2 separate regions of the Mus musculus genome follow, and region 2 is linked to region 1. A link is a contact called in ENCODE Hi-C or POLR2A ChIA-PET data. All regions are on one chromosome and are shown on one strand. Each heading gives the region's core, a stretch centred on a gene start or an enhancer-like site at or near the end of the contact. The rest is flanking DNA. Distances are from core to core; before and after follow the strand shown. Region 1 holds the start of Pten (phosphatase and tensin homolog). Region 2 overlaps Gm41835 (a long non-coding RNA gene).

What was found. Hi-C counts contacts between places; a loop is a spot of excess contacts on that map. ChIA-PET counts read pairs that join two places held with the same protein, here RNA polymerase II (POLR2A).
Region 2: a loop to region 1 is called in a map of heart, with 3 times the contacts of the local background. The contact joins the enhancer-like site here to the promoter of Pten in region 1. A Hi-C loop is called at or near these places in 4 of 37 maps with a recorded cell type or tissue (Patski, gastrocnemius and heart). POLR2A ChIA-PET finds 5 or more read pairs at or near these places in 1 of 5 experiments (Patski).

What each region holds. Positions count from the first base shown.
Region 1 is chr19:32,755,780-32,760,672 of GRCm38, forward strand. It overlaps Pten (phosphatase and tensin homolog), which reads left to right and starts at 1,798. Exons shown (of 9, transcript NM_008960.2): 1 at 1,798-2,744. The coding sequence starts at 2,666. It also overlaps the pseudogene Gm36566.
Region 2 is chr19:33,062,470-33,067,349 of GRCm38, forward strand. All of the region lies in intron 2 of Gm41835 (a long non-coding RNA gene), which reads right to left. Among named protein-coding and RNA genes, the nearest start is that of Gm41835, 10 kb to the right of the region's middle. Within about 2 kb of position 3,050, at least 1 of the 3 ENCODE cell types and tissues checked has a DNase peak (open chromatin) inside an H3K27ac peak, as active enhancers do; it is gastrocnemius, where a contact is called at or near this core.

The DNA.
Region 1 (4,893 bases), core at 548-3,047:
GGTTTGTTCTGGGCTGACAGCCATTGACTAGGTGCTCAGATAAGTCACTTGGCTGAGTCTACGGTAGGTGGGGCGCGCTCACCAGTTCAGGGGCAGTGACTGGAAGTTTGTTGCAACATCGGTAAGCCTAACCAGCCAGCAGCAACAGGAGATACCCTTTTGCCCCGCGAGTACAGATCTAGAAAGGGTTCACCTCATTAAGCGAAGGAGATGCGTCAATCCCCCCCACCCCCGCCCCGCGCCTCCCCCTAGGGCCCGGCCTCTTCTCCCACGGTTGGGAACGCGCGGTGTGGGCAGATCCAGAACAGGAGTCTCGTGTCCCGGCCTTCTGGCTAGCTCTATGGGTTACAAGCGAAAGGGAGGAACAGCTTGGGGACTCTCCGCGTCAGCGTGCACAAACCGGCGGCGGCCAGCAGAGAGGGGTGGCGGGGGCACGTGCTTGGATGTGGCTGCTTGTGTAACCAGCTCCCCAGGCGCTCGGCCCCGACAGCGCTCCTGCGGACGGCTCGTGGATGCTATTCTCTGCTCCGATCCGGCAAGAGAGGGGTCCAGCAGACCACACGGGAGAAGGAGGCGGGGGCGATCACCTAATAGAGCAGAGGGGACCAAGCTCCTGCCCCAGGAGCACACAGATAGGGGAATGGGAATTTGGAAAGTTCCCCAACTAGGACCACACGTGACCTCCTCCTGAAAGTAGTTCCGACCGCGGCTCATGTATCCTTCCACCTCGCCTTTGAGCCCTCCCAGGCCTGCTCGCCCCGCCCACTCGCTGGCTGCAGCTTCCGAACGTCCCATACTCCACACCCGGGCTCAGTAACCGGGTCCTCGAACATGCAAGGTCCGACAGGGTCAGAACCTGGCCATCGCGATCCAATTCTGCCGGGTTTTCATAGCGGCCACGAAGTGGGGATTGGGGGTGGGGGCTTAGCTCTTTGAAGACTGAGCTTGGCTGTGATCCGGTAGACCCACCGCTGCGGGGAGCTGCGGGTCTCATCACCGGGCGGTGGAGGGGTGTGTGTGAGGTGCACTCTATTCACGGAGACCCACTTTGTCCAACCAGGGGTGTCCTTTGGGCCCTGGAAACTCAGGGGAGATGTGAATGTACACGCCCCGTATGCACAATCATCATGCTTGGCTGGGAGCGTTCATCTTTCGGGCAAATGAACCCAGCTGCCTGGGAAGCAAGAGGCGGGGCAGGGAACCGGAGCCCGATGAGGTGACCCACGCGGGAGACACAATAGGGGTTGTTCTTTGTGCAAAGACTGACACCTTGAGGACACCGTGAGGGGGAGAGGTGTGTTATCTAGGTAAAGACTGTCGCCGACAAATCCTAGCGAAGCACTGCAATCTGACCACAGCGCAGGGCAGGGAATGAAAGCCGTTCCGAAGAAACGCAGGGACAGACGCAGGAAGGATAATCCTGCCCCTGAGGCTCCCGGAGCACCGACCAAGGCGGTCAGCTAGTGCGATCCACCTGTGAGCGGTCAGCGATTGTGCTCAGCGCACCCTCACTCGGCCCCAGCCTGTTGTACCTTTGCCGGGTCTCTCTGCGCTGAGGCCAAAGCCGGCGTAGCTCCGGGAGCGAGCCGCGGACACACTGGGCATGCTCCGCGGCGTTCCCCGCCCCTGTCCCTTCCGACGCCCCGCCCCGCCCCGCCCCGTCCCCGGCTCAGCGCCCGCCTCCCGCCCGCCTCCCGCCTCCCCTCCGGCTTTCCGAGGCGCCCTGCTCTCCCGGCGGGGCGGCGGAGGGGGCGGGCTGGCCGGCGCACGGTGATGTGGCGGGACTCTTTGTGCACTGCGGCAGGATACGCGCTTGGGCGTCGGGACGCGGCTGCGCTCAGCTCTCTCCTCTCGGAAGCTGCAGCCATGATGGAAGTTTGAGAGTTGAGCCGCTGTGAGGCCAGGCCCGGCGCAGGCGAGGGAGATGAGAGACGGCGGCGGCCACGGCCCAGAGCCCCTCTCAGCGCCTGTGAGCAGCCGCGGGGGCAGCGCCCTCGGGGAGCCGGCCGGGCGGCGGCGGCGGCAGCGGCGGCGGGCCTCGCCTCCTCGTCGTCTGTTCTAACCGGGCAGCTTCTGAGCAGCTTCGGAGAGAGACGGTGGAAGAAGCCGTGGGCTCGAGCGGGAGCCGGCGCAGGCTCGGCGGCTGCACCTCCCGCTCCTGGAGCGGGGGGGAGAAGCGGCGGCGGCGGCCGCGGCTCCGGGGAGGGGGTCGGAGTCGCCTGTCACCATTGCCAGGGCTGGGAACGCCGGAGAGTTGCTCTCTCCCCTTCTCCTGCCTCCAACACGGCGGCGGCGGCGGCGGCACGTCCAGGGACCCGGGCCGGTGTTAAGCCTCCCGTCCGCCGCCGCCGCACCCCCCCTGGCCCGGGCTCCGGAGGCCGCCGGAGGAGGCAGCCGCTGCGAGGATTATCCGTCTTCTCCCCATTCCGCTGCCTCGGCTGCCAGGCCTCTGGCTGCTGAGGAGAAGCAGGCCCAGTCTCTGCAACCATCCAGCAGCCGCCGCAGCAGCCATTACCCGGCTGCGGTCCAGGGCCAAGCGGCAGCAGAGCGAGGGGCATCAGCGACCGCCAAGTCCAGAGCCATTTCCATCCTGCAGAAGAAGCCTCGCCACCAGCAGCTTCTGCCATCTCTCTCCTCCTTTTTCTTCAGCCACAGGCTCCCAGACATGACAGCCATCATCAAAGAGATCGTTAGCAGAAACAAAAGGAGATATCAAGAGGATGGATTCGACTTAGACTTGACCTGTATCCATTTCTGCGGCTGTTCCTCTTTGCTTTTCTGTCACTCTGATAACGTGGGAGTAGACGGATGCGAAAAATTTCTGTAGTTGGGGTGACTATAACGTTTAATTCTGGGCGCATTTCTAGATCGTGCATATTGTGTCTCTTCCAGTGTATTCAACCTAGGGAGTGTTCGGCTAGACGGAACTCATGCCTCCTTGCAAGTGTCAAGGCACGGATTGTTTTCTTGTCGAGCTCTGTGGTCTCTTCTTAAAATCTATTGTCCGGTAATACAGAGTACTGTACACTGGATTAGCGAGCTCGTCAATCCAGCCTTCTAAATGAACTAAAAAAAAAAAAAAAAATAGACGCTTTGGGTTGTGCATATTTCGATTAGATCGTGACTTGGGCCCTAGATCTAGGGTGTAGATGAGATTAAAATGAAAGTCCGTGCTGCACGTAGGCATGTTGCCTCAGAATCTTGCAGTGATTGTTTTTAGTTTCCTGGGTTGCATTGGAAGATTTTTCTGAAATGTGACTTGTGGACTGATTTGCATAACTTTATAAGCATAGTCATCGTCAGCATGGACGGTGCACATTTGAGGGTAGAAGTAGTTTTGTGTGTTTAAACCGACGTAATTACAAATTTGGAGCCTGCATTTGGAAGTTTTGTAGTTTAAAATCAATAGTGCCAGAATATATATCATTGGAGCTTTTAATAGAACTTTGTTAAATTAGACTTTCTTTCCTGATGAGATGTGGGATAGGATATGAAATTTGCATTTCAGTGGTATGTTCCATTCATTTGACCTCGCCACACTTGATAGAATGGAGATCGAATAGTTTTTGATCCCAGATGATGATGTCTGTGAGTCCAGGGATGCTTGCTGTGTGTGGCAAATGACTGCAGAGGTTAAACTCAGTTCTCACATGAAATTTAAGTAGTAGCGTGAATTCGCTGCTCATATTTTTTGTTTCAGGTGCTCTGACTCGTTGGCTTATCAGTGGGTTTTAGCCTGATTTGTGCAGAACGTCAAGTATAATTTAGCCCGCTAATATCCAGACAAACTGGCAGGAATGGATCACTGGCTCCAGATTGTAGGTATGCTAGCTCTCTGCATGCAGTAATTTACTGAGTCAGCTTGTTGAATAAGACAGAAACCCAAGAATTTTAACGTTGTATAGTTCTGATTGTCTAAAAGTTAGGCCTTTGTACTTCAAAAGTTCGTGGTTTAAAGCATTTATCTTTGCAGTTTCAGGTATGGTGCTGGTTATGATCAGGGGTAGGAAAGAGAGCCCTCCTCTTTTGCAGAGTGGGAAGTGTTGACAGAAATTGAGAGCTTTGGGGAGGCCAGTGTGCAAGGTGTGCGAAAACACAAGTTGCAGGTCTGAAGTGACTGAGCCTTTAAATGATTGGGCCTTTTGGTACAACCCAAAATTTTGTTATGTGACTTGTAGCATTGAACAGTATTTAGTTAAAATTATGTAATTTTATAATTGGTGGTAAGGTATTCTTTGTAAAAATTATTTTTTAGTTAATATTAGTAGACATTTTCTTAAGGTGGAAGGGCAGCAGCAACTTGTCTATACATGTCCTGCTAATAGATCACTATGGAGAACTTTGTTTATTAATTAATTTATTATTTTTTTTGAAGAAATATTTTCATTTGGAAGAGGTTTGATGGATTACATTAGTGGCATATAAAATGCATAGCTAATTTTGATTGAGTTTTTTGTTCTGACATGAAGATGAAACTCTCACTGAAGAGCTGGCTTCACACAGGCTAATTTTCTTTCGAGCTAAAAATACAGTTTGAAAGGAATCTTTAATTTCCGAGTTTGCGTTAATTGAGAAGCTTTACTCAGGATGAACTTGACCAAAAGATAATTGGTGAGCATTCTGAGTTGTCACTTGCTTCAAGGCAGTTTACTGTTGGTGTGAATTAATGTTAATAATCTCGATCTAGAAGGAATTAGTCAGGTATCTATTTAATTAAAAAAAAAAAAACATTCAAAGAAAAGTCTAGAATGCCTGGTAGGCAGACTTCTTGTAGAGTCCAAAGTACACTTCTGCTTTGCCTTCCTTTCCCCAAAGGACTTCAAGATTATTTTGTAAATTTTTTTTTTTTGTCTGAGCAGTGACGTGATTGCAGTTCCTTATTTGATTTCATAC
Region 2 (4,880 bases), core at 1,800-4,299, 310 kb after region 1:
GGCATTACTTACAGCCACACCTTGACTATACTACATGGAACTCTTTGCCTGTTTAACTTATATTATCCCTTCCCTGGGAGGGGCTGGGGCTTCTTTTTCATTTTGTGGGGAGCTGAAGAAACTGCTTAGTAAATAAGTAACCAGTAACAAGGCGGCACAGCCATCCGTGTGAATTATGACCCCCGCCAGGCTCCGAAGACAAAAAGATGCTCAGTTGTGCAATTTTCCACTCTTCTAATAATAGTGTGGGTCAAGTTAGTCCTAGCTCAATGCTATAATCCAAACAATATTCCACTCCATGTGGTATGACACTTAGGATTCATCCAGGCCACTGCATTTGGAGACAAGCCATGGTAACTCTGACTGTTTTGACCTTCTCAGTGTTTGCTTCCTGTCCCTCCTGTGCCTATGGCACATAGTCACACAACTGTAGTAGCAGTATTATAATCTTCCTTTCCATCTTGAACCTTCTTAAGAAGGACTAGTTCAGCTTACCAGGATAGACCTGTCAAAGGCCAGCTTATTTGACAGCGGCTCTCTAATTCAAGTAGGGTAGAATCAAGCATCAAAGTGTCCATCTCTTCTGTTTAACCTGGAATTGGCCTTTTACTGCTCCCAAATCAAAGCGGTGTGGCAGATCTTATATGGAAAAAGTTGTTATTGAGCTCTGTGTGGACACTCTGCAGCTTTTTATTAAGTGAGACAGTGAGAAAATACAGCAATGTATGTTTCTGATGACCAGTTTTGAATTACCCCTTTTCTAATCCTCAAGTATTGCCATAACTCTTAATATAAATACTAACAAATATCTCTAAACTGTGTAGTGTAGACTTTATGACTTCTATTTAAGAACAGTTTTTAATTTTATAATTTTATGTGTATGAGGGTTTTGTGTGTGTCTATGTGTATGCATCAGATACATGTCTGGTGCCCGTGGAAACCAGAAAAGGGCCCTGGACTCCCTGGAGCTAGATTTATGGATGCTTATGAGCTGCCATATGGGTGGATGATGCAAACCAAATCTGGGTCCCCTGCAAGAACAGCAAGAACTCAACCATCTCCATAATGCTCCTTGTGTTTCCTTAACAAACAAACAAACAAACAAACAACAACAAAACAAACAAACAAAACCCCTATCCAAACAGAAACACTCTGTGAACTTAACTTGTTGATTTTGCTCTTTCTGTGGATTCTCTTTCATATAAATCACCTATTCATTTTTAATATGTTCCTTATTCCACTGTATGACACTTTGTACTCAGAACTGTTTAATCGTTGAATCAAGGTAAAATTACAAAACTTTGGCTTCTCATTCCAACTCCTTCACAATTCTACTTCTTCCCATTTTATTTGCCCATCCATTTGTCTATACCAGCCACCCACCTATCCATCTTATCCATCCATCCATCCATCCATCCATCCATCCATCCATCCATCCATCCATCCAATAACATTTATGCAATATCTATCCGGTGTCTGGCATTATACTTTGTTCAGAGGACCGACTGTGATCCAGACAGGCCTAGTCTCTCTCCTCACAGTTGGCTGATTGGTGACTGGTGGTGAGCTGGAATACCAAACTTGCTTACATGTTGCAACATGCTCTGTGAGAGAGACAGCAGGGCCACTCTGCAGAGGAAGGAGCATGTAGGCTGGAATCTGACCTAGGAATAAGACGTTTTCTATTCTATCACTTGATGAGTGAGATGTGCAGAGGATGGAAGGTCTGGGGAGAGATAGCATGCACATTTAGAATTAAAGATAGGTAAAGCACTCGGAGGGTATTGTGCAGTTGGGATGGGACAGGGAAGGTTAGAATCAGGGAAAAGAAACAAGAGACTGATGCCACTGTGAGTTAGGGCTGTCAGTGAAATACCACAATCAGGTTTCAAATGGGGGAGGGACTAATAAGATTCGTGTTTTAAAAAGCATTGCTCTTCTTGTCTTGTGGGCAGTGGACAAAAGAGTGAAGGAAGCTAGAAATCCAGTGACAAGCTCCAATTTTACAAGAGATGATGGCACTGACCCATAACATGGCAGAAGAGGCAAGAGATGCAGACAGACTAGAAGGACTTAGATGTAGTCTGGTCTCCAATCTGCCACATAATTCATTTTATTTGCAATGCCTATTCCTCTGCTAGGCAAGTTAAGCCCGTATTTATGGGTAAAATTCTTATTAGGTTGATGTCAGTTCTACAAGAAGCCTTTGACCTTCAACCGGAAGAACCTGTCTAAGCTCTTACAATATGATTGCTCTGTGCCTTCTGTTTTGCCCAGAGAACGAATTTAGTCTTTGTTTTCATGCATACTTGTCTGATGAGTTAAATGGACAACTGAGCACTTCCCATCTTATCTGTGAAACAAATTCTAAAATTCTAAAAGCCTTTAGAATTTGTCCTATTCATGGCTAACTGGGATCTTGTCTTAGTTCTGAAAATTCTCCAGTTGTTTTTGTTTGTTTGTTTGTTTGTTTTTCAGATCTACATTGTAAAACTATTTAACCAATCTAAGAACTCATTCTATTCATTTGCTTATAAATATATTTATTCATTTACTCAATATATTTATTCAAAGCCTTCTGTCTTACAAGCTAGAGTCTTGATTTCTTTTTCTTTCTTTCCCTTTTTCCCCCTGGCTTTCTCATACATATCATTGTGGACGTCATGCTTTTCACTATGATAATTAAGATATCAGAAGGTTTTTGTTGTTGTTTTTTTTTTCCTGATATAAACACATGGTACTCAAACGAGCCATCTTAAGGCACGAGAAGTAACAGAGTTACAGAACAGTTCTTTTGGCTCTCTAGGTGGAATGCCAGCCTTTGATAGTTGGCACATGCCTTGCACAAAAGACCCGAATTTGGGTATTTGAGTGTCAGCTGGATCAAGTTAATCCTGTTCTGTTTTTTTAAACAGTTCCTGCTGTTTACGCAGTAGAAGCAGAACTAAACAGCACCAGATCCTGCAAAGGCACGACTCAGAAGAACAAGGGACACAACGGAGGGCTCTTAATGTAAAGAAACATTTTGACTTTGCCGGTCCGTCATCTCCCTAGCTCTCAGCCCGCCCTCACCCTGGACCCCGCCCTGCTGGAATGGGTGGTGGACTAGCCTTGGCTGGCAGGGATGCTTTTGAGTTCCAGGATTCTTCTAAACTGTGCTTGCTGTAAATGATTTTTATGCTAACATTGCATTGAAGTCCTTTTTTGGCAAATGCATCGCCATATAAGATTAAAAATAATTTGGAGGGCAGAATTTCTACCAGGAATTGATCAAACAATGTACTGTCGTGAACTGGTTCCAAATTCCTAATGCATCTGCTTTATACAGTCCCTGCTTTATAGAGCTACAATCCCCTGTTTGTCCGAGTTCAGTCTGCTTGTATGCTGGAAGAATCACACCCCTTTATTTCTGGCCTGGAGGGCTTCTTTCCAAGTTTTGGGAAAAAAAATCTCTCAAATAAGAAGTCACAGAAGCTTTAAATAATACGGTTGTTGCAAGCATCCTTGTTGAACATTTAGCGAACTATCCCGTTGCCTTTCCTGATCAAGGCAGATGTAAAACAGCCGCCTCCACACTTCTGCCAGAGCGGCCATCTTGAGTTCAGACGCCTTTTCCGAGAGTTTCTCTTGAAAGTCCCCAATTGAATACATCTGGTTCCCAGCAGAAACCGGATGTCTTGTTTGTTTGTTTAATTATTTTTATCTGAGGTTGCATCACTATCCAGTGGGTCTTTTTTGTAGAGAGTTTTAGGCTCATCTGGATGCTGTGCTTGGCCGTACTCTATGATCCTAGACTTTTTTTTTTTTTTTTTTTTCCTTTTCTTCTGGGATTGACTGTGCCTACTTTAGGGTTTAGTATTTATTTTATTTTTGATACTGGATTTTTATATTCGTAGGTCACTTTAATGTGCAAGAAGCAAAATCTTAAGCAGAACTTTCTTCAAGAAAAGCGAGATTCATTGGCTTTCATAAATTGAGTAGAGGGAGAGCTGCCGCATTCAGAGTTCAAAGGGATTGCAGGACTCTGTGTTTGTTTCTTGGCCCCATTTCCTGATGGTGGTAGTTTGGCCTCGTACATCACAGGCAATAGTGTACTACATTCTCTCAGTTTCAGGTCTTGCCAGAACTGAGTTTGCTTCCCAAGGTATTCAGTAAGAACATGAACATAACCGTCACTGGGCGGAATTTCTTCACATTACCTGTTTCTGAGAGTGATCGTTGTAGCTTGGCATCTGGAAGTGAGTGTAAACAACCATGCATACAACTGGGAAGATGCACCCATCTCGGTCCTTTGCTACATAATCAGTTGGGCAATCATAATTCCCCTTTCTCTTTCATTCACCCTATATAAGGCCCAGGTTTGGGTTGAAGGGAGATCTGACTTGTAACGTCATTTATAATACAGGTGTCCGGGTCTAAACGAACAAACATCGCAGAGATAGGGGTGATATTTTCATACTCATTGGCATTGGTTTTTTTTTTTTTCTGTTTAGCTGTATGGAATTTGTTCTGCTCACTTTAAAAAAATATTTTATGTGCTTTTGTGTTTTGCCTGCATGTATGTCTTGAACCACATACACGCCTAGTACCTGTGAGGCATTGGATCCCCTGGGACTGGAGTTCCAGATGACTGTGGGTGCTCAGAAGTGAACCGCTGGTGCTCTTACCATCTGAGCCTTCTCTCTAGCCCCTCTGTTCGGTTTTATCTTTCACTGTTACCTTTGTTTTTCTTTTTCCTTTACCCACTATGTAACCCATCAAATGCTTTCTCAGGAACTCAATGAGTCTATGACGAAGTATGTCTATCTCCAGGAAACTCTGCTTCTGGTCATCCATTGACTGGAATCAGCAGAGAAGGCGAAGGTACTAGAGCTACTTTG